4 separate regions of the Homo sapiens genome follow, and all the other regions are linked to region 4. Evidence: chromatin contacts called from ENCODE Hi-C or POLR2A ChIA-PET data. All regions are on one chromosome and are shown on one strand. The core of a region is the stretch at or near the end of the contact, and the rest is flanking DNA. Distances in the headings are between cores, read along the strand shown.

What was found. Hi-C counts contacts between places; a loop is a spot of excess contacts on that map. ChIA-PET counts read pairs that join two places held with the same protein, here RNA polymerase II (POLR2A). Pooled maps may share reads with other maps.
Region 1: a map of CD8-positive, alpha-beta T cell shows a loop between it and region 4 (8-fold over the local background). The contact joins the promoter of TIAL1 here to the promoter of WDR11 in region 4. A Hi-C loop is called at or near these places in 1 of 168 maps with a recorded cell type or tissue (CD8-positive, alpha-beta T cell), 3 of 37 single-sample maps with no recorded cell type and 10 of 50 pooled maps.
Region 2: a map with no recorded cell type shows a loop between it and region 4 (7-fold over the local background). The contact joins the promoter of INPP5F here to the promoter of WDR11 in region 4. A Hi-C loop is called at or near these places in 3 of 37 single-sample maps with no recorded cell type and 6 of 50 pooled maps. POLR2A ChIA-PET finds 5 or more read pairs at or near these places in 1 of 52 experiments (activated T-cell).
Region 3: a pooled map shows a loop between it and region 4 (24-fold over the local background). The contact joins the enhancer-like site here to the promoter of WDR11 in region 4. A Hi-C loop is called at or near these places in 2 of 37 single-sample maps with no recorded cell type and 5 of 50 pooled maps. POLR2A ChIA-PET finds 5 or more read pairs at or near these places in 1 of 52 experiments (activated T-cell).

Annotation. Positions count from the first base shown.
Region 1 is chr10:119,593,627-119,599,415 of GRCh38, reverse strand. TIAL1 (TIA1 cytotoxic granule associated RNA binding protein like 1) reads left to right here and starts at 2,452. Exons shown (of 12, transcript NM_003252.4): 1 at 2,452-2,982. The coding sequence starts at 2,951. LOC105378512 (a long non-coding RNA gene) reads right to left here and starts at 3,852. Exons shown (of 2, transcript XR_946358.3): 1 at 3,424-3,852; 2 at 1-2,802. RefSeq lists enhancers at 1,240-1,329, 1,225-2,222, 2,220-2,809, 2,223-3,221 and silencers at 2,820-2,929, 3,340-3,439.
Region 2 is chr10:119,724,233-119,730,563 of GRCh38, reverse strand. It overlaps INPP5F (inositol polyphosphate-5-phosphatase F), which reads right to left and starts at 4,514. Exons shown (of 20, transcript NM_014937.4): 1 at 4,205-4,514. The coding sequence starts at 4,301. RefSeq lists a silencer at 4,086-4,855 and an enhancer at 5,466-5,515.
Region 3 is chr10:119,702,809-119,708,912 of GRCh38, reverse strand. No RefSeq gene overlaps it. Among named protein-coding and RNA genes, the nearest start is that of INPP5F, 20 kb to the left of the region's middle. RefSeq lists enhancers at 3,956-4,235, 4,866-4,915, 4,926-4,975. Within about 2 kb of position 4,817, at least 6 of the 41 ENCODE cell types and tissues checked have a DNase peak (open chromatin) inside an H3K27ac peak, as active enhancers do.
Region 4 is chr10:120,849,433-120,855,391 of GRCh38, reverse strand. WDR11 (WD repeat domain 11) reads right to left here and starts at 4,030. Exons shown (of 29, transcript NM_018117.12): 1 at 3,886-4,030; 2 at 2,757-2,868. The coding sequence starts at 3,971. WDR11-DT (WDR11 divergent transcript) reads left to right here and starts at 4,213. Exons shown (of 3, transcript NR_033850.1): 1 at 4,213-4,698. RefSeq lists enhancers at 3,546-3,605, 3,300-3,843, 3,616-4,085, 4,246-4,365, 3,844-4,388.

The DNA.
Region 1 (5,789 bases), core at 1,203-3,702, 1.3 Mb after region 4:
TTGGGATGATTATGAACAAAGCTGCTGTAAACATTTGTGTGCAGGTTTTTATGTAAACATGTTTTCAGCTCATTTGGGTAAGTACCTAGGCATTATGTTTAGTTTTGTAAGGAACTGACAAGCTGTCCTCCAAAGGGGCTATAACATTTTGCAGTCCTACCAGCAAAGAATGATAGTTCCTGTTGCTTTTCATACTCACCAGCACTTGGTGGTGTTAGTGTTTTGGATTTTAACCTTAATAATTTCACTGCCAGTAAACATGCCCATTTTAACCATTCTAGTTTGTAGTGGGCATATTCTTTTTACTAAGTTAAAAAAAAACTCAAATATACATGTATATACATATGATTTTTAGGACTATGTACATGTGGAATAAAACCTTGTAGAAGGAAAGCAATAAATAGTAAAGACAGGATTCAGAAAGATGGTTACCCCAAGCGAAGGCAGGGGTGTGTGTTATTGTGTGTAGGAGGTATAGCATAGATACAGATATAAACTCGTGTCATTATAACTTTTTAGTGTGGTGGGTTTGTGGCTATAATCAAAACTAAAGTAATAAAGGTGGGTGCGGTAAACTGAATAATGGTCCACCAAAGATTTCTATGTCCTAATTCCCAGAATTTGGGAATGTTATGCTAAAAGGGACTTTGCAGATGTGATTAAGAATCTTGAGATAATCTTCGCCCAAAGTAATCACAAAAGGTTCTCGTAAATGAAAAGGGGTGGCAGGAGAATCACGATGTACGTACAGAGGCAGAGAAGAAAGAAGATACTATGCTTCTTTTCTTGAAGATGGAGGATGGGGCCAAGAGCCAAGGAATGCAGGCAGCCTCTAGAAGCTGGAAAAGGCAAGGAACCAGCCCTGCCGACACCTTGATTTTAGCCCAGTGTAACTGATTTTGGACTTCTGACTTCCAGAATTGTAAGAAAATAAATTCGTGTTGTTTTAAGTATCTAAATTTGCAGTAATTTGTTACAGCATCAACAGGAAACTATCACAGCGGGCCAGGCATGGGTTAATGAATTGGATTATAATTAAATCCAGTTCTACACCTAGGTCCAATTAAAAACATAGACAAAACCTTTGAGTGGCTCCTCACTGCCTGGAAGAGAAAGCTCAAATTCCTCAGCATGAAATAGATTCTTGACAACACGGTTCTACAAGGTCCTCTCTAGCTTTAGTTCCCTTCCCCCCGCTCCCGCCCGCATCCCCAGCCCATACATTTTAGCCATGGGTCCTGGCGTCTGAGCCTTTTGTTGTTCCTACGGACTCTTATGGGGCTCAACTCCTTTGCCGTGTCTCTATGAAGTCTTTCAGGTTGAAATTTCCTCCCCTGAAAATGGACAACATAAGGGCTTGCTGCATGGTTGATTCTGCTTTCAAGATTAATGTTCAGTGGCACGCATACGCACCGCCACTTGCAGAGGTCGACATGCACTTAGTACATGTCGGCAGAAGCAACTCTTAAGCCATTACTAACCGGGGCAGTTAAGTTCTGGCAATGGGCTGAAAGATCTTTCTTCATCGCCACTCTTCACTAAGCTACAAGACCAAGTACTTTCTCCTGAAGGTACTTAGAGGAGGAAAAAAGCACACCAGGAACTGTTGTGGGGGGTGAGAAGACAAATTCTACAGGGATGCAGAGCTAGTATGAACATGGCTTCCCCTATCTTCATGCAAAACTGCGTTTCTAGCCCACATGACTGATGTCTGTAAACGCAACTTTATGTTTGTGCACGTCTCTGCCCAAGGATTTTTTTTTCTTTTAACTCCAAGAATACGGGGGGAGTTGGGCAAGTCATTATAATAGGGCTCCTCTTCTTACCCCACTATCCGATGAGACATTTGATAGGGAAACCTCTGAAACTTGTAAAGCAATTTACAAGCAGGCCACCTACTTGTATTTAACAAATAGGCTAGAAATACCTATTTGTGGGAAATCGAGTCCCCAAAACACCCCAACCCCTCCGGGTCCCCGCCAGCACAGCCTCTCTTCTGACTGTCGCGCGAAGCGGCGGTTGACTAACGCGAGCCAGCCGTTCTGATGAACACAGGAGGGCCGGACGGCCCTGCTGGCTCGGACACCACGCGGAGGGAGAGTGCTGCCTGAGCCACAGTTGAAGAAACCGCTCTCGGGCTGGACGAAGGCGGAGCAGCAGCTCAGACTGGGCCAACAGAAGAGCCTTACAATGCCTGGAGCAGTCCGAGGACAGCCCCCGGCGCGAGGAACTCTGGGACTTGTAGTTCGCTTTCCCAGACAGCGCTTTTCCCCACTTGGTCTCCCCGCCTTTCAATGTCGCTTTTATTCTTCCCTTTACCTCCCAGCCCGCCGACTTCCTGGTCGTCGCACGTCCTCACGTATGACTACACTACCCAGAAGTCTCCTCTTCACGTCCCAGCGCGGGTGGGCGCCGGCGGCTCCTCTTAACCACAGGTTCCAGAAGTCCTCTGCAGAAGTGCTTCCCTCTCTCATTTCCAGGACCACAATTCCCAGAGACTTCGGCTTCACGACGTTTCTCTTTTTGCCCGATCTCTCCCGGAGCTGGCTGGGCTTCGGCCGGCCAGAGGCCCACAGCGACGACGTGATCCGTCGTGAGCGGGTCCCAGGGTTTCCTCGGCGGCCCTTTTTTCTCTCCCCTCGGTCGTCCCCCTTGCAGGCTGTCGCGGCTGGCCTGAGCGGTGACCTGGCGGGTCGCGCCTGCGCTCTGCCCTGTTTCCTGCCTGGCTGGTGGCGGCGGCCATTTTGTTCATCCTCCTCCTCCTCCTGCTCCTCCTGGTTGGAGCGCAGTGTCCGGAGCGGGCTGGGGGGAGAGAGCCCGAGAGCAGGGTTCGGTGCCTTTTCCTCTGTCCCCAGCCGGTGCCCAGAGCCCCCCTCCCCTTCCTCCCCACCCCCTCCCCTCCCCAACCCTGCCCTCCCCCTTGTCCCGGGATCGCTCCGTCGCACCCACCATGATGGAAGACGACGGGCAGCCCCGGACTCTGTGAGTACCCGAGACGAGGGGTGCCAGGCGCCAAGAGGCCCGGGCACCGCGGGACGCTAAGGGAGGGAGCAGGAGAGACTGGGCCGAAGCCGGGACTCTAGGCGGCTCCCTGACCAGGGCGGCGTGGACGCGAAGTGCATTCCTCATCTGTCCCCTTTTCCTTGGGAAGGAAATCCTCCCTTCCCCCAAACAGTCACTTCCTGGGGTCTGGGGCTTGTCTCGACCTTTTTCTCTGGCGTCCTTCTTTGCATGCCCTCCCTAGGCCGGGTTTCTGCACGGCTGAGGCTGTCAGGCCCAGGAGAACTCCTGCACCCCCTCCGCGTTGGACGCCCTGGGCTGGGCCTGGAGCTGCCGGCGCCCACGGGGGAAGGGCCTGGCGGGGGTAGGATTGGGGGTGGGCCCGGGGGTGGGCCCCGCGGGCCCTGAGGAATTAGCACTCACCCCTTCCACGTCCTCAGCTCGAGTCGCTCCCAGCTCTTCTCCCCAGCTAAGCTCTCGGAGGAAGCAGGACACTCTTTCACCACTCAAGCCCCTTCTCTCTTTATGCCCCACGTGCCCCCGCCCACGCTGTCAGAAACACCCGCCTAGCGCCCGCTACTTTTGAAGTACATAAGGGATACCTTTTGCTGCCCGAGCATCTTTCCCTTCTTGGATAAAGAAGTTTACTTTGAGCGCTCCCTACGCTAAACTGACAACCAGTTGTTAAACTCCTTTTGCTCTCTAGGTGTTGCCTCTTCCTAATCTGTTTGTGCGTCGAAAGCTTCAGAGTTGGCTAAAATTATGTCTTCATCCGCTATTTGATGTGTGTCTTCTGAACGCTTTTTCTCCTGTCTTGCTGTTGCTTTTTACCTGAAGCTCAATCTAATGAATGAATTCCATCTTCCAACCACTTAATTCTGGTTTCCTTCCTTTCCAATGAAGAGTGATGACTCAGCATTTGCATTCCTTTCTGAATAGTGTGGCACTCCTTTTCTCTGCATCTTTTTTTTTTTTTTTAAGTCTGAATACTTTTTAATTAAATGTTTAAATTGGGCACCCTAATTTCCCGGCCTCTCCAGGTCTAGCACTCCTACCTTGAGTACCAAGGAGTCAGATCGCTGCTTTGTTTCTCTTGCCTCTCCTGGTATTGATAGGATCATAGTCCACTTGGCTCTGCTCTCTGATGGGGAAATTGCTTTTTAGGGAATAGATGAAGGTGGAGGGGCACTCGAGAAGTTTGACTAGCTTCACATCTCTTCACTCCTACCAAAGAAAGGATGCTCAGTAAAGAAGATAGATGTTCAGTATTGATAGAGATTTTTTTGGTGTGGCCTTGTACAGGAATAAATGTGTTCTCTAACGTCTCACTGAAGTATCCGTCCCGTTTTGAGAATCTGAGGCCTACTGAAGCACATCCAATGCTTCAATGAAACGCCTGCTTAATAGAACGTCTTTGTGTTTTGTGTTGTCTTCCATTTCTGCCTTCTCTCCCTAGAAGAAAGAATTGGGACACACTTGAAATTTGTCCTTCAGGCCGGGCGCAGTGGCTCACGCCTGTAATCCCAGCACTTTGGGAGGCCGAGGTGGGCGGATCACGAGGTCAAGAGATCGAGACCTTCCTGGCCAACACGGTGAAACTCCGTCTCTACAAAAAACACAAAAATTAGCTGGGCGTGGTGGCGCGCGCCTGTAGTCCCTGCTACTTGGGAGGCTGAGGCAGGAGAATCACTTGAACCCAGGAGGCAGAGGTTGCAGTGAGCCGAGATTGCACCACTGCACTCCAGACTGGTGACAGAGCGAGAGTTCGTCTAAACAATTAAAAAAAAAATTTTATCCTTCAACATCTGTTGAAGCCAAGACTTGGTGTTGAGTTACAATGTGTACTTTGATATAAGCATCTGGGAAAGCTAGGCTTAAAGACTAGCTAACATGTATTTAACAAAGATAAAAGTTACATTGTATCTAAAAATCTGAAGTATCATCACACACTGAATGATTGATAAATACTCATGGCAGGGGTCTCATTTACTGTATCTGTTCCTTACCAAGAGGAATCTCTGGTTTTGTAGTGCTAAAGAATGTGCTTTTTTGATGTCTTTTATTTATCTTTGCATCTGCCTTGCCTTCATCCCTATCAGAGTTTCTCCAGGGGAATAATAAGCTAACTTCTTTGTCACTTATTTCCTTCCTCTACCTTCTCTAATCTCTTGTTCTTTCTTTGAAACAGTTAAGTTGTCTATGTTTACAGTTCTCTAAAACTGTGACATGTTCATATGAATAAATAAACATCTTAACTCTGTTGTTTTGTATGTCAGTACGTGTTTACTATTCTGTCTTCCTTTTTCCTTCTCCCACCCTTTTCCATAGGGCCTTTTTTTTTTTTTAAGAGAAGGACTACTACATCTTCCTAGGTCTTACCCCCACAGCACTTAGTTCACTGCCTGGAACATAAGAGGTACTCAGAATTTCTACAGTGATTATACTTCTTTCATTAAATTAGTATTAAGTTCTTTTTTAAAAGTCCTGGTTGAACTAAGATTGTAGGCAGACATTACTGTCACATGTGGTGCAGTCTGTTGACTTTTATATATTTTTTAAAACCTTCAAATGTAAAATCTTGAGATAAAAGCAAATGTTTAACAATTGGGATTTTTATTAGAGTTTAATACAAATAATGCATAGTTTTTCTAAGTGTACGTTTTACATATTCTCAAAGGGTTCTATTAGATATAAGTAACATGATGAAAACTGAACATGATTTTAGACGTTGATATCTAGTAGGGTTTTTTGTTTATGGAGATCTTATATTTTACATTGTGAGCTATGGA
Region 2 (6,331 bases), core at 3,265-5,764, 1.1 Mb after region 4:
CATATCAGCATTCCCCCAAAGTGGATTGTATTATATTTCTTTTTGAATCTTCAAATTACAATTCTTATCCTGAGATATTAGACTCTACTCTCAGAAGATTACTGAATGTTTACACGGTGCTTTATCACTTTCCCTGTAGAAAATAAAATAACCAGGCCGGGCGCGGTGGCTCATGCCTGTAATCCCAGCACTTCGGGAGGCCGGGGAGGGTGGATCACCTGAGGTCAGGAGTTCGAGACCAGCCTGGCCAACATGGCAAAACCCTGTCTCTAGTAAAAATACAAAAACTTGCCAGGCGTGGTGACAGGTTCCTATAATCCCAGCTACTCAGGAGGCTGAGGCAGGAGAATCGCTTGAACCCGGGAGGTGGAGGTTGCAGTGAGCCGAGATCGCACCATTGCACTCCAGCCTGGGCAACAAGAGCAAAACTCTGTCTCAAAAAAGAAAGAAAAAAAAGAAAAGAGAAGTAGTAGTCATTATCTTACAACAGACATAAGCATCTAAGCATCTATCAAAAAACTGCTATATATGAATACAGATTACTCATTACCCTTAAAAAAATTAGAAACACCAGAAAAAAAACAATACTTCGTTTTTTAACTAGGAGAAAAAAAACCTGAAAAAGTTTAAATAATGTTAAAGAGGAAAGTAAGGAATACTACCAAAAAGATATTTTAAAAGCCCAGTGTGGTGGCTCATGCCCATAATTCCAGCACTTTGTGAGGCCAAGGTGGGAGGATCGCTTGAGCCCAGGAGGCCAAGATCAGCCTGAGCCATATAGTGAGACTCCATCTCTACCAAAAAAAAAAAAAAAAAAAATTAGCCAGGTGTGGTAGCACACACATGTAGTCCCAGCTACCTGGGGGACTGAGGTGGGAGGAATAGCTTGGTGCCGGGAGGTAGGGGCTACAGCAAGCCATGATCACGCCACTGCACTCCAGCCTGGGTGACAGAGCAAGACCCTGTCTCAGAAAAAAAAAAAAAAGATAATGAGATAATGCTACATCAGATAGAAATATAACACAAGTGCAGGTGTACCTTTCCTCATATTTCCTCATCCAAATGGACAGAGATTTTCCACTCCAATTAAAATATATTCAAAACAGCCCTAAAAAGAGGCCAGGCGCAGTGGGTCAAGCCTATAATCCCAGTACTTTGGGGGGCCGAGGTGGGCAGATCACCTGAGGTCAGGGGTTTGAGACCAGCCTGGCCGACATGGCGAAACCCTATCTCTAACAAAAAATACAAAAATTAGCTGGGTGAGGTGGCACACACCTGTAGTCCCAGCTACTCAGAAGTCTGAAACAGGAGAATCGCTTGAACCTAGGAGGCAGAGGTTGCAGTGAGCCGAGAACACGCCACCGCACTCCAGCCTGGGCAACAGAGCAAGACTCTGTCCACTGCCCGCCCCGCCCTTTCCCCCTCCCCCAAAAAAACAGGCCTAAAAAGAGCAACAAACATAATACAACATCTTATTTTTAAGGCAATGATATTACTGAGAGAGAACTTAGACTTAACTTTAATTCAGCTCAACTCAAACAAAAACGCCTTCTCTGTCCTAAGTACTCTAAAGCCTAGAGACACCAAGATGAGGAGTAAATACAGCCCTTGCCTTGGGGAACACACTGGGACTTCCCACCGGGGAAGAAGTAGGCAAACTTTTATTATGATGATGCATAAGGGTTAGAATTGAAGTGTCCACTAAGTGTAGAAAATGCCTGGAAACACAATAAAGGTGGCCAATAATTCTGCCCCAAGGATGAGGGGTAGCATCTGAGCTGGGTCTTATGGAATGGACTAGGTAGGAAAAGGGGTTGACAGTAACAAACATTCCAGGCTAAATAAATGAGTATTTTAATCTTAAATATCATCATTACTTATCCTTCTGATGTCTCTAGAAAAAGGAAAACTCTTGTTTCAGGTTGTTCAATAGTCACGAATGTAAAAACCACGATGCCCACAAGCTTTTTTGAGCTTATAATACTGCCCTTTCAAAAAAGAAAAGGACTTAGTAATCTATTCAGCTAAATAACCAGTAGGAAACAATGAAAGATTTTAAATGCTGTCACTACAAACAGCAGCAAAACTTGCCATAAAAGCACAGGGGAAAAGTCCAATAAAATAAAGAGAATTTTAAATGATTCCATATACAGAAAAAGATCTGAAAAGCACTTATTCAATTAAAATGCCATTCTTAAATAGCCATTAGTTAGAAAGGATCTTCAGTCCTGGACAGGATAAACTATAGGAAAATCAAGTGCATGGGATTCTTTATTCCCTGGCTATCCTGAACACCTTAAGATCAAAACTGGCTGTTACTTCTGAAACATGGCCTCTTCCTTCCTCCAGACATTTGGTCTACTTGGTCTGTGGCCCGCTATATTCTAAAAAGTATGCCAATCTCAAGTGCAAAGGCTATAGCTACTTTCCTCCCCCAAAAAAGTTTTAAATTTGCCTTCTGACATGGACTTTGAACAAACAGTAATCCAAACTGCATGGCTTCATCCAAGAATCTAGGCGCAGGTTAGCCTTTATAGTTCAAGAAACTGGGGTGTAGAAAAGTTTGTTGTCAGATGAGTTGGAGACGATCTTAAGTCCCATCCAGTTCTAATAGTCTAAGCTTTTAGAATCCAAGGAGTTGACTCTTTTGACAACCTAGGAATTTTGAAATCTGCTTTACTTCAAGCTGTACTGAAGCCTTACCCAAATTTGGGGGAGTGAAAGGAGGGAAGGGGAGAAAGCCAGACAAATGGTCAAATCAGAGAAGAGAATGACAGAAGACTGGCCAAAATTAGCCTATCCATAATAACTCTATCCCGAGATCATCAAGAACTTTATCTGGGCCAAGGAGTTTATCCTCCATTCTGAAAAGAGGAAATACAACGTAATAGCAAGAAAATATAGACAGAGCCTGAGGAAAAAAATAAGTTATCCTTCACTGCTCTGGCAAAGCAACTAGTAGGCCTTCCTAAGAAAGCAGTGGGGCCTGCCCAAAAGTGTTCTGGAGGTCACAGAACTGCCCTGTGTCAGTGTCTCAACTCTAGGCTGTGACCCCGAACGAGTTACTAATAACCTCTCACTCCTTTCTCCTCACCTGAAAAAGAGGATCCCACACGTGTCCTGTAAGGTTGCTGTGGGGATTGGAAATAATATGTTAAAGGGCCTGTCCTTAAAAACCATCCTATAAGTGATACCACGCTGTGATCTGAAAAGCTCATCTGAACCTTTTATCCTTTTCAATTCATATCATGTAATCCTTCTGTCTAGACTGCACATAAGAATTACAAGTAAGTCTGAAAAGCTCTGGCTCCTTCCTTAAAGAACTCTATCCTCTCGCTTTCCCTAAAGTGGAAGAATCTCTGAGTGATATGAGGAAAGGATTAGCAAGCCAAAAGGGGCAGGTGCCACCCAGCCCCATCTTACAAGAAACTGGACTGTCAGCGCTCTGAGGGCAGGGACTGCTCTGTTTAAACCACGACTGCACACACATTTTCCTAAAGCAAGCTAATTGCAGACTTAAGCCTCTCCGAACAGCTTACATGACACCCAAACATGGACCCACAATACATTTTGTGTCGCACAACATCAAGTCACACAAAAATCTCAAAATTATACATTACAATACAATTTAATTGTGCTGTGGTATTAAAGTCAAAGACAAAGGCTTTAAACCGAGTGCCTATGAGGTAACCACAGTAAAGTCACACCTTTAATAATAAGGGACCAAGAACACACGGGATGGCAACAGGGAGTGAGTGTCCAGCAGAGCCCTAGACGGAACTGGCGCAACCGCTCCAGATCGGAATTCGAACCCAGAACTTCTGGCGAAGGCCATGTAAGAACTACTCCAAGGAGGAAGAGGCCTTTACGGCCAGGTGCACCTTGCTGGAACTTTCTGCCGGAGGGGACCCCCTCCCCTCGGCCTGGGCCCCAAGCCCCAAGGGCGGCCGCGTGACGCGGTGGGAAGGACGAGGGTCGCCAGCCCCTTCTGCTCCGCACTGGGGTAGGGGCTCGGCGCTGTCTCGGAGAAAGGCCAGGCTCCTTCCAGTCAGGGAATAATGACAGCTCGCGCGCTCGCAGCCCGCCCCGCCCCGCCTCACCAGGCCCGCAGGCGGCTCCTCCCGCCCGGCTGAGGGGTCCGGCCGCGCCCCCTCCTCTCCCCGCCCTGGCCCGGGGTGCCCCCCGCCCGCACCGCCAGCCTCACCGGGTCGGAGCTGGAGGCCGCCGTCGCGGCGGCTGCACCACAGCGCGCGCTCGCCCTGCTGCAGGATGTAGTGGTCCTTGGCTTGGAAGAGCTCCATGCTGGCCCCGCGCGCCCAGGGAGGCGGCGGCCCGCGGGCGGCGCACGGGGCGTCCTAGTCGGTCGAGGCCGCCAGAGCCCGCGCCTCGGGGAGCGGCCGGGTAGGAACCGCGCCGAGAAGCAGCGGCAGAGGGAACGCCCCGGGGCACCCGACCGGTAGGAGGAGAACGCGCCCCGGCAGCGGCGGCGGCAGCGGCGGCCGTAGAGGCCTCTCCCCCCCGCTCCTCCCCTTCCCTGGCTCCGCCCCAGGCCCGGCTCCACCCCCTCTGCTGGCTACTCTCCCCGAGCGCCCGGCTCCGCCCCTCAGCCTCCTCCTCCTTTCAGCTCCCTCCCGCTTCCTGCCCTTTCCTCCGCCTTCTCCCGGGTGTCTCCTCCCAGCTCCTCCCCGCGGGTCTTTCCTCCTCCCTCTCGTCCTTCCGCCCGCCCCTCCCGCTCTTGCCCAGGCCCCTCCCCCGGCGCGCCAGCCTTCCTGTCGTGGTCACCGGTGGCAGCTCGGGAGCTCGGCCGAGTCGGTCTGGACTGACCGCCTCCCTCCGCGCGGCCTTGGGGACAGGCGCCCACCGCTGGGGCCTCCCCTCCGTGCAGGGAGGCGCTCACGCTTCGCCAGGCCGAGACCTGAATCCAACCCCACACCCGCTCTCCCGGAGCGGTGCGGGGTACGTTCCCCGCGGGCCTGCGCTGCCTGCCCGTACCGAAACCAGGCGAGACCCCGGGGCCTGGCTACAGGGGTTCATCCCCAGCCAGGCCCACAGCCAAGCGGAGGCGTCTTCTGTTTTCGTATTCCCTATTAGAAGTTTGACAACAGGAGGCATTCAATAAATGCACATCAACGAGGGAAAGCATGTAACAATAGAAAACACACAAGCATTAGCAGCACGCGGCTAAAGAGCGAGGAGGAAGGGAGGAATGTACAGGTGCTGCTGTGTCCCGAATTAAGCAGGGCGGTTTGGAGAAGACTTCACAAATGGAGCCAGTTAATGAAGCAAGCGGAAGGAATATCGTTTGGCGAGGATAAGATGAATGGAGACCCTCTCGGGGAAGGAGGAGTCTCCCCCAAACATCCTTGAGCTCAGTCTGTCTTGAAAAACCAGTTGATATCCTGAACAGAATGGGTCTGGAGAATGAGGCCCCCACTTCCGGGGCCAGTTCGAGGACTATCTAGCTGTGTGATCTTGGGGAAGTCTCTTGGTCTCAGATGGTGGTTGAACTAATGACCTTTTATGACACCCCCAGTTCTATAAATCATTGAGTCTTCCTACTCCTAACTCCTTGCCTTCTCTAATGCCTGAATCGGAAACAAGAGAAAAAGACAAGAAGTAGGAGATGAGAAAAATAAGGCAATACTTTTTTTTTTTTTTTTTTTAGTTTAGGAGCGGAAGTTTATAGGCAAAAGAAAAGGGAGAACAGCTGTCTCTCTTGCGAGAGAGAGGAGTGACCGAATGGGACTTCTCAGAAAGCAATACTTTTAACCTTCTGCTCAAGTAAAAGTGAGAGGGTACAAAAGCAGGAAGGAGTTCCACATGACTAGTTATTCCAGCCCACAGTGTTGAATTTCCATAGCACAGAAAGTCCAATGATAACAAAGCGTCCTGGAATCTTTTCTAAGTACCATGCCTCTGTGCTGTCCAGACACCTCAACATAAAGGTCGAGGGAGGTGGTTACTCTATCAAATCTTTGTGATGTGATTTGGAGAAAGAAGGTAATGAAGCTATAAGAAGCTTCAGTGGAACCATCGGTTTCAGATTGATTGTTTAATTCAGCCATGTGTTGACTTAGCAAAAATGAGAATGAGAAAATCCTATGAAGACATTGTATCCTGCAAATTATTTCATTATTGTTTTATGAATTACATTGCCAGATGTGAAGAAAACAATGCTGTTGTAACTGTTTTAAAACAATTAATTAGTTCATTGAAACTTTTCCTGATGTTTTAGATCCATGGTTCCAACCCTGGCTGCCTATTAGAATCACCTGGGGAATTTTTCAAACATATCAATGCTTGGACCTTAGACCAATTAAATCAGAATTTA
Region 3 (6,104 bases), core at 3,568-6,067, 1.1 Mb after region 4:
AGTAGCTGGGATTACAGGCACACGCGACCACGCACTGCTAATTTTTTTTTTTTGTATTTTTAGTAGAGATGGGGTTTTGCCATGTTGGCCAGGCTGGTCTTGAACTCATAAGCTCAGGCAATCCACCTGCCTCAGCCTCCCAAAGTGCTGGAATTACAGGTGTGAGCCACTGCACCCTGTACCACTTGTATAATCCTAACACAGGTTTGAGATCTCTTCTTTGGACCTGCAGCTACTGTTTGAAATTCAAAAGCACTTGTCAAGCACTGTGCCTATCCCTGCACTGCTCCCTGTATCAGCTCTCTAGGGCTGCCATCACCAGGTGCCACAAACTGGGTGGCTGAAAACAATGGAAATCTATTATCTCACAATTCTGGAGGCTAGAGGTCTGAAATCAAGGCATTGGCAGGGCCATGTGCTCTCTGAAGGCAGTGGGGAAGGATCCTTCCTTGCCTCTTCCCAGTTTCTGGTGGCTTCTGGCAACCCTTGGCATTCCTTGGCATGCGGCTGCATCACTCCAATGTCTGCCTCCACTGTCACGTGGCATTTTCCTCCTGTCTGTCTGTGTGTGTCTCTCTCGGCTCCATTCTTCTTTTTTTTTTTTTTTTTTTTTTTTTTCTAAGAGATGAGGTCTCGCTCTGTTGCCCAGGCTGGAGTACAGTGGTGTCATCACAGCTTACCACAGCCTCAACCTCCTGGACTCAAGAAATCTTCCCACCTCAGCCTCCCAAGTAGCTGGGACCAAAGGCATACGCCATCATGCCTAGCTTTTTTTTTTTTTTGTAAAGTAGGGTCTCCCTATGTTGCCCAGACTAGTCTCGAACTCCTGGGCTCAAGTGATCCTCTAGCCTTGGCCTCCCAATGTGCTGAGATTACAGGTGTGAGCTACCACACCCACCCAGTTCTCTTCTTATAAGGGCACCAGTCAAATTGGATGTTGGGCCAACCCACAGGCCCACCCCCCTAATCCAGTAGGACCTCATTTTAATGACTAATTACATCTGCCAAAAGCCCTGTCTCCAAATAAGGTCACATTGACAGATTCCTGGTGGACATGAATTTGGGGAGAACACTAACCCAGTAAACATGCCCAAGGGGGATTGTACTTTTTTTGAATGGCTTCTACTGCTCCCTTTAATATGCCAATTCCTATGTCACTGATATGTTTGGTTGTGTCCCCAATCTCATCTTGAATTGTAGCTCCCATCATTCCCGTGTGTTGTGAGAGGAACCCAGTGGGAGATAATTGAATCATGGGGGTGGTTTCCCCATACTATTCTCATGCTAGTGAATAAGTCTCATGAGATCTGATGGTTTTATAAGGGGTTTTCCCTTTTGCTTGGCTCTCATTCTTTCTTGCCTGCCACCATGTAAGATGTGCCTTTCACCTTTCACCTTTCACCATGATTGTGAGGCCCCCGCCCCCACCCAGCCACGAGGAACTGTGAGTCCATTAAACTTCTTTTTCTTTATACCCAGTCTCGGGTATGTCTTTATCAGCAGCGTGAAAATGGACTAATACAGTTACTCAGAAAGAAAAAGTCATATAGAGAGTAATAGAAGCCTGTCTAAATTAATCATATTGTTTCCTTCTATTTTTAAAGAGTACAGATCTATTTACTCTTAAGGAAAAGTAAAACATCAGCCATGAGGGAATGAAGTATAACAGCAACCAAAGTGTTAAATAGTGACTATTTGCAGCCTCTCCCTCTGCCCCCACTACCTGAGTATGTTTTATTGTTATTCACACTTCCTCTCCCCTTCCCTACTCTCAAGAAGGCTCCATCTCTGCAGCCATCCTGTATCTGATGACTTGCTCAAAGCTCTCAAAGCTGTATGGAGCAGATGGCCAAATCGATGGCTTTGTCATTCATCCTCCTTCCCGCCCCTCCCCCTACCCTTCACGCTGAACTCCAGAATGGGGAAGATCATATGGCCAGGACCCAGCTGTCTGAGACTGCTCAAGCTGCCATGACAAAGTGTGACAGAGTGGCAGGCTTAGCCAAGAAATTTACATCCTCACACTTTTGGAGGCTAGAAGTCGTATTAATCCATTCTCACACTGCTACAAGGACATACCCGAGACTGGATAATTTATAAAGGAAAGAAGTTTAATTGACTCACAGTTCTGCAGAGCTGGGGAGATTTCAGGAAAGTTGTAATCATGGCGGAAGGGAAAGCAAACATGTCCTTCTTCACATGGCAGCAGCAAGGAGAAGTGCAGAGTGAAGCAGGGAAAAGTCCCTTATAAAACTATTATATCTTGTGAGAACTCACTATCAGAAGAACAGCATGGAGGTAACCGCCCCCATGATTCAATTACCTCCCACTGGGCCCCTCCCACAACATGTGGGGATTATGGGAGCTACAGTTGAAGATGAGATTTGGGTGGGTACACAGTCCAAGATCAAGGTGTTGGTAGGGTTGATTTCTTCTGCAATCTTTCTCCTTCACTTACCATTGGCCTCTTCTTGCTGTGTCCTCACATGGTTATCTCCAGGTTTATGTGTTGTGTGTGTCCTAATCTTCTCTTCGTACAAGGACATCAGTCATATTGTATTAGGGCCCAACCTATTGACCTCCTTTTACCTCAGTCAGCTCTTTAAGAGCCCTGTCTTCAAACCCAGTCACAGTCTGAGGTACTTGGGGGTTTGGACTTCAACACGTAGATTTTAGGGAGGCACAATTCAGCCCATACCACCAGCCAAAGATCTTATCATCAGCTTACCTGCATCTCCCTCCTCCCCCCATCATTCCCTACCTTAGGGCCCATCCAAATTGCCCTACAAAATGTGGAGTCCCTTCTCTATGCACAATATGAAATATATGAAATAATATAGACATATAGAAACCAGATACTTGCAACAACCTATTCATGACTGATATACCCTTAAGGTTCTTGGACAAATGGGAGTACCTATTAAAAATGATTCTTTCAGGCCAGACACAGTGGCTCACACTTATAATCCCACCACTTTGGGAAGCCAAGGTGGGAGGATTGCTTGAGCTCAGGAGTTCGAGACCAGCCTGGGCAACAAAGCAAGACCTTGTATCTACTAAATTTAAAAAAAAAAAAAAAAAAATCAGCCAGGTGTAGTGGCAAATGCCTGTAGTACCAGCTACTCAGGAAGTTGAGGCTGGAGGGTCGCTTGAGATCAAGGCTACAGTAAGCTATGATCGTGCCACTGAGCTCCAGCCAGGGCGACAGAGCAAGACCCAGTCTCAGTCAATCAATCAATAAGATCCTTTCAGAGACATCTTGAAAATATTTTTTAACTGAGAAAGTGGAAAAAAAAAGTCAAGAAACTGACTTAGTTTCATTATTAGTCTAATCTAAAATAACAGGTTTGCTGTGTGCTAAAAATAATACTCAGACTCTCTGAATGAGTAAGCCCACTAAGAATAAACAGGGTTTTTTTAAATCATAAAAATGTCAATCATAATCAACACCTAATGTGGGAAAGTATCTTCCTCTTAAAAATATTAAGAAGGTGGCTGGGTGCAGTGGCTCACGCCTGTAGTCCCAGCACTTTGGGAGGCCAAGGTGGGTGGATCACAGGAGTTCGAGACCAGCCTGGCCAACATGGTGAAACCCTATCTCTACCAAAAACACAAAAATTAGCTGAGTGGGAGGCACCTTGTAATCCCAGCTGCTTGAGAGGCCGAGGCAGGAGAATCACTTGAGCCCAGGAGGCAGAGGTTGCAGTGAGCCAAGATTGCGCCATTGCACTCCAGCCTGGGCGACAGAGCAAGACTCCATCTCACAAAACAAAAACAAAAACAAAAAAAAATTAAGAAGGTGAGCAATGAGCAACAAAAACGTCTAAATTTTGCAGACAGAATAAGAGCCCAAAGGTTGTACACACTGAAAAACAAAACCGAATAGCTATTCATATTTTCCTTAAGGTTTGAGGACAAAGAAGCTCTAGAAGAAGGTTATACTGGAGCCAGAAAGGAAGCATACAAAAATATCCCTATCTATTTTTGTAAAGACAGGGTCTCACTCTGTTGCCCAGGCTGCTCTTGAACTCCGGGCCTCAAGTGATCCTTCTGCCTCAGCCTCCGAAAGTGCTGGAATTATAGACGTACCCCACCACCTGTGGCTGAGTTTCTCTTTCAACCGACAAATAGAACCTTTCTTGGAGTTAGAAAGTAGGAGATCAGGAGCTTCTCACTAATGATGGTGTAATTCAGCAATGGATCCCTTTTCGGGTCATCAGCTTAGTGTCAGTTCCTGGTTCTATCTGACTCATTGCAGTAGTGGGAGGTTTCGAAAACTTGAAGTCAGGAGGGTTTACATCAATTTCACATATTACAAACAACAACAACAACTCACAGCGCTAGGGAGGCATCCCATTCTACTCATCTTTACAACCTGACAAGAACAGGAATACATTCAACAGAAATATTCTTCTCTGCTACGAACAGATTGAAATAAATACCTGAGTTCCTGATAGAATGGAAAATAACAGCTTTCCATAGGTGCGGAATCACCAATGACATCAGAACAAAAATTATTGCTCGGTACCAAGGAGAAAATGTCTTGAGGACAAGATGTGAATAACAAGTTCAGAAGAAGGGAAGGTCAGTCAAAAAAAAAAAAAAAAAAAAAAAGCAGCCTCCTGGGCGACAGAGCAAGACTCAAAAAAAAAAAAAAAACGAAGATGAAGGATGATTATCATGCTACCTCTAAATTTCTACAGCAGGCTCCATAGAGCTCAAAATACTTTAAAGACGTATTTTTATTCTGAAGTAGCAGGAAGGAAATATCAGCAGCGTTTACAGATGTTGAAACTGAAGCATCACATCATTGGGGGATGCCCAGTTCTCCCTGCAGCATCTACTAGCTGTGCAGGATGGGGCCTACAGAGTGAGTTTCTGTCTTTCCTAGGAGCTTACCAACTCAGTCATCAGAAGGTTTCCCCAATCCAAATATATATTATTTTAATGTAAAAATAGAATATGTTGGCAGGGCGTGGTGGCTCACGTCTGTAATCCCAGCACTTTGGGAGGCCAGGGCAGGTGGATCACGAGGTCAGGAGATAGAGACCATCCTGGCTAACACAGTGAAACACCGTCTCTACTAAAAATATAAAAAATCAGCCAGGCATGGTGGCGGGCACCTGTAGTCCCAGCTACTGGGGAGGCTGAGGCAGGAGAATGGCGTGAACCCAACAGGCAGACCTTGCAGTGAGCCGAGATCGTGCCGCTGCACTCCAGCCTGGGCAGCAGTGCAAGACTCCGTCTCAAAAACAAAGAATATGTTAATAATTATATTAAAATTTCCATCAGAAACCTCAAGGCTATTGAGAACCAGGATTAATCTACTGATTACAATAAGAGAGGGGGCTGGGCACAGTGGCTCATGCCTGTAATTCCAGCACTTTGGGAGGCTAAGGTGGGAGGATTTCTTGAGCCCAGGAGTTTGAGACCAGCTTTGGCAACATAGTGAGACCCCATCTCTATAAAACATAAGTGAATTAATAAATAAAATAAGAGAGGGGACAAAGAGATGTGGTCATTTGGTCAGTGTATTGGTTTTCTAGGGCTGCTGTAACAAATGACCATAAAGTGGGTGGCAGTAAACAACAGAAGTGTATTTTCTCACAATTCTGGAGGCTAGAAATCCAAAATCAAGGTGTTGGCTGGGCCAGGCTCCCTCTGAAGGCGCCAAGGGAGAATCCTTCCTTGCCTTTTCCAGCTTCCGCAGGCTGCCTGCAATTCTTGGTGTTCCTTGGCTTGTAGATATATCACTCCAATTTCTGTCTCATTTGTCACACGGCACTCTCCCTGTGTGTCTGTATCAGTGTTCAAATTTTTCTCTTCTTATAAAGGTACCAGTCATTGAACTAGTGTTCCAGTAAAACCTCATCTTAACTTTTTTAGATCTACAAAGGATGTATGTCCAAATAAACTCACATTCATAGGTACCGGGGATTAGGACTTGAGCATATCTTTAAGGGGACATGATTCAGTCAGCAATAATCAGTTTGAAAACAAGATATTACTACCTAGTGGTAAATACACTCAAAACTACCAAAGGCCATGACTCTCCCCCCAAAAATGGAGATAGCATCATCTTTACTGTTGAAATAGCCCAGAAT
Region 4 (5,959 bases), core at 2,781-5,280:
AAAAAGTCTAAAAATAAACAATTCATAAATTATGCGCTTTTCTGAATAGCATGATGAAATCTCCCACTGTCCTGTTCCATCCTGCCTTAATCATAAATCATCCCTTTGTCCAGAACATCCATGCTGTATACACCACCTGCCCTCAGTAGCCATACTGATTATCAGATCAACTGTTGTGATATCTCAGTGCTATGTTCAAGTAACCCTTATTTTACTTTATAATGCCCCCAAAGTGCAAGAGTAGTAATGCTGATGTATTGTTATAATTGTTCTCCTTTATTATTATTAGTTATTGTTGTTAATCTCTTATTATGCCTAATTTATAAACTTGATCATAGGTAAGTATGTATGAGACAAAACAGTATATACAGGGTTTGGTTTATAAACTTTATCATAAGTAAGTATGTATGAGAAAAAGCACAATATATATAGGGTTCAGTACTATCCAGGGTTTCAGGCTTCCACTGGGGTCTTGGAACATTTCCCTTCTGGATAAGGGAGGACTACTGTATACAAAGAAATCTTACGACTCAATTATAAAAAGATAAATAATACAATTTTAAAATGGGCAAAGGACCTGCATAGACATTTCTCCAAAGAAGATATACAAATGGCCAATAAGCACATGAAAAGATACTCCACACCTTTAGCCATCAGGGAAATGCAAACCAAAGCCACAATGAGAATCAATTCATACCCATTAGGATGGTTATAATCAAAAGAACAGAGAACAGCAAGCGTTGGTGAGGATTTGGACAAATTAGACTCCTCATACACTACTAATGAGAATGTTAATTTGGAAAACAGTCCAGCAGTTCCTCAAAAAGTTAAACAGAGTTACCATATGAGTCAGTAATTCCACCCCTAGAAACATACTCAAGGGAAATGAAAACACAGGTTCACACAAAACTTGCACATGAATGTGCAAAGCAGCATTATTCGTAACAGGCAAAAAGTACAAAATATCCAAATGTCCATCAATAAAATAAATGTGATACATCCTTACAGTGGAATATTATTCATCAGTAACAGAGTATTGATATATGCTACAACGCAGATGAACCATGAAAACATTATCCTAAGTGAAAGAAGTCATGCACAAAAGACCACAAATTATATGATTCAATTTATATAAAATCCCCAGAATGGGCCAGTCTACAGACACAGAAAGTAGGTCAGTGGTTGCCAAAGGATGAGGGAAATGGGGGAAATGGAATATGACTGCTAGTGGATATAGGGTTTCTTTTTGAGGTAAAAAAGTTCATTGTAATTGTGGCTGCATTAACTGTGGATATACTAAAAGCCACAGAATTGTGCATTTTAAGTCAGTACATTTTATGGTATGAGTATCTCAATAAAGCTATTATTTAAAAAAGAAAAAGACTCCAAATCTCTATCTCTAATCCTGACCTATCTCCTAAAGCCCGGATCACTATAATGCAATATATTACAGGCATCTCAGATTTTGCATGTTGAAAACTTAAAAATTCACTGACTTCACAGATGCTTACCTCTGATAACTGGAAACACTGTCATTCAATTACACCAAAAGAAACCTTGGAGTCACTCTATTCTCTTACTCTCCTTTATACTGATCACTATAAAGGCTATCAGGTTTACCTCTTTGCTGCTCTTAAACATGACTTCTCCATGCCCCAGCTTTATTTTAGGCCCTTAGAATTTCCCACCAAAATTACTGCAGAAATCTCCTAAATGATCTTACTGCCTCCAGTCTTGCATTTCTTCAGCAGATCCTCCACTGCTGCCAGAGTTTTTCTAAGACGCGAATATGGTCACATCAATCTCCTACTCAAAAATCCAAATTCCTGCTGGGCGCGGTGACTCACACCTGTAATCCCAGCACTTTGGGAGGCCAAGGCGGGTGGATCACGAGGTCAGGAGCTCGAGACCATCCTGGCTAACATGGTGAAACCCGGTCTCTACTAAAAATACAAAAAATTAGCTGGGCATGGTGGTGGGTGCCTGTAGTCCCAGCTACTCAGGAGGCTGAGGCAGGAGAATGGCGTGAACCCAGGATGTGGAGCTTACAGTGAGCCGAGATCATGCCACTGCACTCCAGCCTGGGCGACAGAGTGAGATTCTGTCTAAAAAAAAAAAAAATCCAAACTCCTTCGTAATCTTACAAAACTTCAGGACAGACAGCTGAATCTCTCTGGCTGCCTCTTATTTCATCACTCCTACAAGTGTCCCATCTTTAGCCATCTTTATGGCACGCTACTTACTTCTGTGTATATTCTTGCTTTTCCCTGCAATGCTCCTTGTCAATTTTTTACTTGGCTAACTACTGTCTACTAGTCTTGAAACTGTAGACTTCTGTGACTCTCCTCACAACCAGGCAATATGCAGCTCCTCTGTTTTCTCACAGCGTGTTACGCAAGTCTCACTTATCACACTATCACGCTGTGAGTCTTCCTTATAAGATGGAGAATTATCTGAGGGCTTTCATCTCCATATCCATAGCATATGGTAAGTGCTCAAAACTAAGGAATGACTGAGTGGTCTTGTAAATGGTAGAACTTTCATCTGCCTTAAAATGATCTAACAACTAGCATTTAATAACTCACCCTGTATTGACATTAAGTCATATATATGAAAATTCTAGGCTACCCCAAATAGGTTGTTATATTTAAAAGCTATTCAACACTTACACGTAAGACTTAATGAGAGCTTAGTGATACACAGTATTAAACTTTAGACTAGACAACATGTTAGCGTCAAAGTGGGATTTTACTTACCTTTACAACATCAGCTTTATGCTTTTCTAAAACTTGAAGAGTTTGGGCAGTAATGGAATCAATCACTACCACAAGTGAATGACATCCATAAGCAATTAAACCTTGCCAGCCCCTAGCAAAACAGTAATGTTAAAGTTTAAGTACAGAACAAAGCAGGACGACTTCTTTCTTGCCAAGCCTAAATAAATGATAAGTCTAATTCATATGTACCACCATTAATAAAATCATTTAAACCCAAAGGCCAGTATTTATCATTATCCCACTTAAATAAAAGATCTGGCTAAGCTTAAAATGCTTGTTGAAATTCACTTTTCATTCGGATAAAAAAAGTTCTAAAAGATATGAAAATAGAGACCCGAGGACATAAAAAGGAACTTGTGCCCTCTGACTGTTCTTGTAGGCATACGTCTTTCGCTTATCCGATTTCTAATCCTTAGTATCCACAATGTGCCTGGGGATACTGCGACTAATCCTAGTCCTTCCAACTAAATAAAACGACAAACACTGCACAAGACGTTTCAGTCCTCCTAACAACATCCCACAGCCACAGAATTTTGCTTTACATTTGTCTAATGAGTAGTTTTCAGAGCTGCAGTAGTAATTTATAGTGAAAGGAGAGAGTAATAAAGACGACCTGTTGAAGGCAGGAATGTTCTACACAGGAGGAGCCCGAAAAGAGGTGAAAAGGACAGGTGAAAGAACAGGCGCCTAGCACAGGGTCTGGCACATTGTTGAAAGACAACAGGAATACAAGACAACGAAAAAGAAAAGACAGGATGGGAAAGAGAAAGTGCACAGGGAATTAATGGTGGAGAGAGAGAAGCCTGGAAGCTGGAGGAGAGGAAAAGAGAGAGGAATGGAACGGCAAAAGGGCGAGGTGCAGAGAAAACAGCAGAGAAATACGCGAGAAAGAGGGGAAATGTATTTGCATGGGGGAATTTCCCACACGGGGCTATTATCACTTTTGTAACAACAAAAATCCACCAACTGAAAGCAAGCTCATTGCGTGAGGGCGGCTCCCTGCCTTAGCGAGGCCAAACTAACCAGGGGGTGAAACCTCTTGTCCTTCCCCCTTCCCCCTCACACATTCCTGGCCGATCCTGGCGACCTGGAAGCTCGGCGTCCTCACCAGTCCACCGCCGCCTTGTTGTGGGCGTTGAGGGCCCCCGTGAGGGTGCGCGCCGACACCTTGAAGTTCACTGTGTAGGGCAACATCCCGGCGGCCAGCCCAGGACCTGGGCGCTGACCCGCAACCAGGAAGCGGCGGACACTGTGCTTCCGTTCCAAACAGAGTCCGGGTGGCCCCCTCGGCGCCGCTGTCAGGTTCCTCTAGATTCAAGTTCTACAGGCTCCGGGTTCCACCGCTCCCGGATTCCATCGCCCCCAGGTTCCGTTGCCTTCAGTTTCCTAGGATCCTAGGTTCCGCACTCTCCAGAGTTCCGCCGCTTAGGCGGTTGTGCTAATCTGCGTCAGCTGGGGCTGTATTTGGAAGAAGAGGCGCTGCCTCCAGTCAAGTCTGTTTTTTTCAGGTGGGGACTGTAGGCCTTTGTGCCCTGCTGGAAATCGTGAAAAGCAAGAGAGAAGAGTCCCAGTTATTCTTGCTGCCTTTGATAAGTGAATTTAGGGCAACTACTAGTGCCAGTAGGCATGGGGGATCTACCGATGAAGAAGACACAAAGTCTCCGCTCTCGTGGAGTTTACAGAGAATAATGAATGAGATTAATTAAGAAATGAATGAGATTAATTGAATGAAATTGCCAGACTGAATGAAGTGAATGGCCTGAATATAAACAATTTCCAAATACAGATAACACTGCATATCTGGTGTTTGCAATACTCCCTTCGCACTTGAGGAAGAAGCACTATGTCTGGGGCCAAGTGTGACCCTTTGTCTGTTGCTGGGTACCTTTCATTTCGCACTTTCTCCTCTGCTGCTCTCCAGGTCAGACCCAGTCCTTCCCTCCTTTGTGTTCAGTGTTGGGTTTATACGCTTTAACTATAGCACTTAATGCAATGATTTCTTTTCAGCAATGATATTTGCAGATGTGTGTTTCTCTCCCCAATACATTGTTAGTTTCATGCGCGTCCGTGTGAAGAGACCACCAAACAGGCTTTATGTGAGCAATAAAGCTGTTTATTTCACATGGGTGCAGGTGGGCTAAGTCCGAAAAGAGTCAGCGAAGGGAGATAGGGGTGGGGCTGTTTTATAGGATTTGGGAAGGTAATGGAAAATTAGTCAAAGGGGGTTGTTCTCTGGTGGGCAGGGGTGGATCTCACAAAGTACATTCTCAAGGGTGGGGAGAATTACAAAGAACCTTCTTAAGGGTGGGGGAGATTACAAAGTACATTGATCAGTTAGGGTGGGGCAGGAACAAATCACAGTGGTTGAATGTCATCAGTTAAGGCTGTTTGTACTTCTTTTGTGGATCTTCAGTTACTTTAGGCCATCTGGATGTATACATGCAAGTCACGGGATGCGATGGCCTGGCCTGGGCTCAGAGGCGTGACATTCCTGCCTTCTTATATTAATAAGACAAAACAAAATAGTGTTGAAGTGTTGAGGCGGCGAAAATTTTTGGGGGGTGGTATGGAGAGAGAATGGGTGATGTTTCTCAGGGCTGCTTCAAGTGGGATTAGGGGTGGCGTGGGAACCTACAGTGGGAGAGATTAAGCTGAAGGGAGGTCTTGTGGTAAGGGGTGATATTGTGGGGATGTAAGAAGAAACATTTGTCGTATAGAATGATTGGTGACGGCCTGGATACGGTTTTGGATGAATTGAGAAACTAAATGGAATAAGAGAAGGAGAAAAACAGGTATAAAAGGTCTAAGAATTGGGAGGACATAGGACATCTGATTAGAGAGTGCCTAAGGAGATTCAGCATAGTCCTGCCAGCAAAGATTATTTATTTACTTCAAGAGTTTAGAGTGGCAGTTTGGGGATAGCACCAGGAGATATCAGCTGTGATGGCTTGGAGAAACAGTGTAAACCGGCAGTGTAAACAAGAGCAGGGCATGTATGAGTAGTTGAGAATGGTGAATAGGAGTATGACTACAAAAGATAGGGATGACAAGTTTTTTGGGGCACAGTCTAAGTTGGTCTGGTGTCAAATGAGACTGGGGCCTAATAAAAAGGAGCGTCTATACAGGAGCTTAAATGGGATGTACCTTGTAGCATTCTGAGGACAGGCCTGAATTCTGAGAAG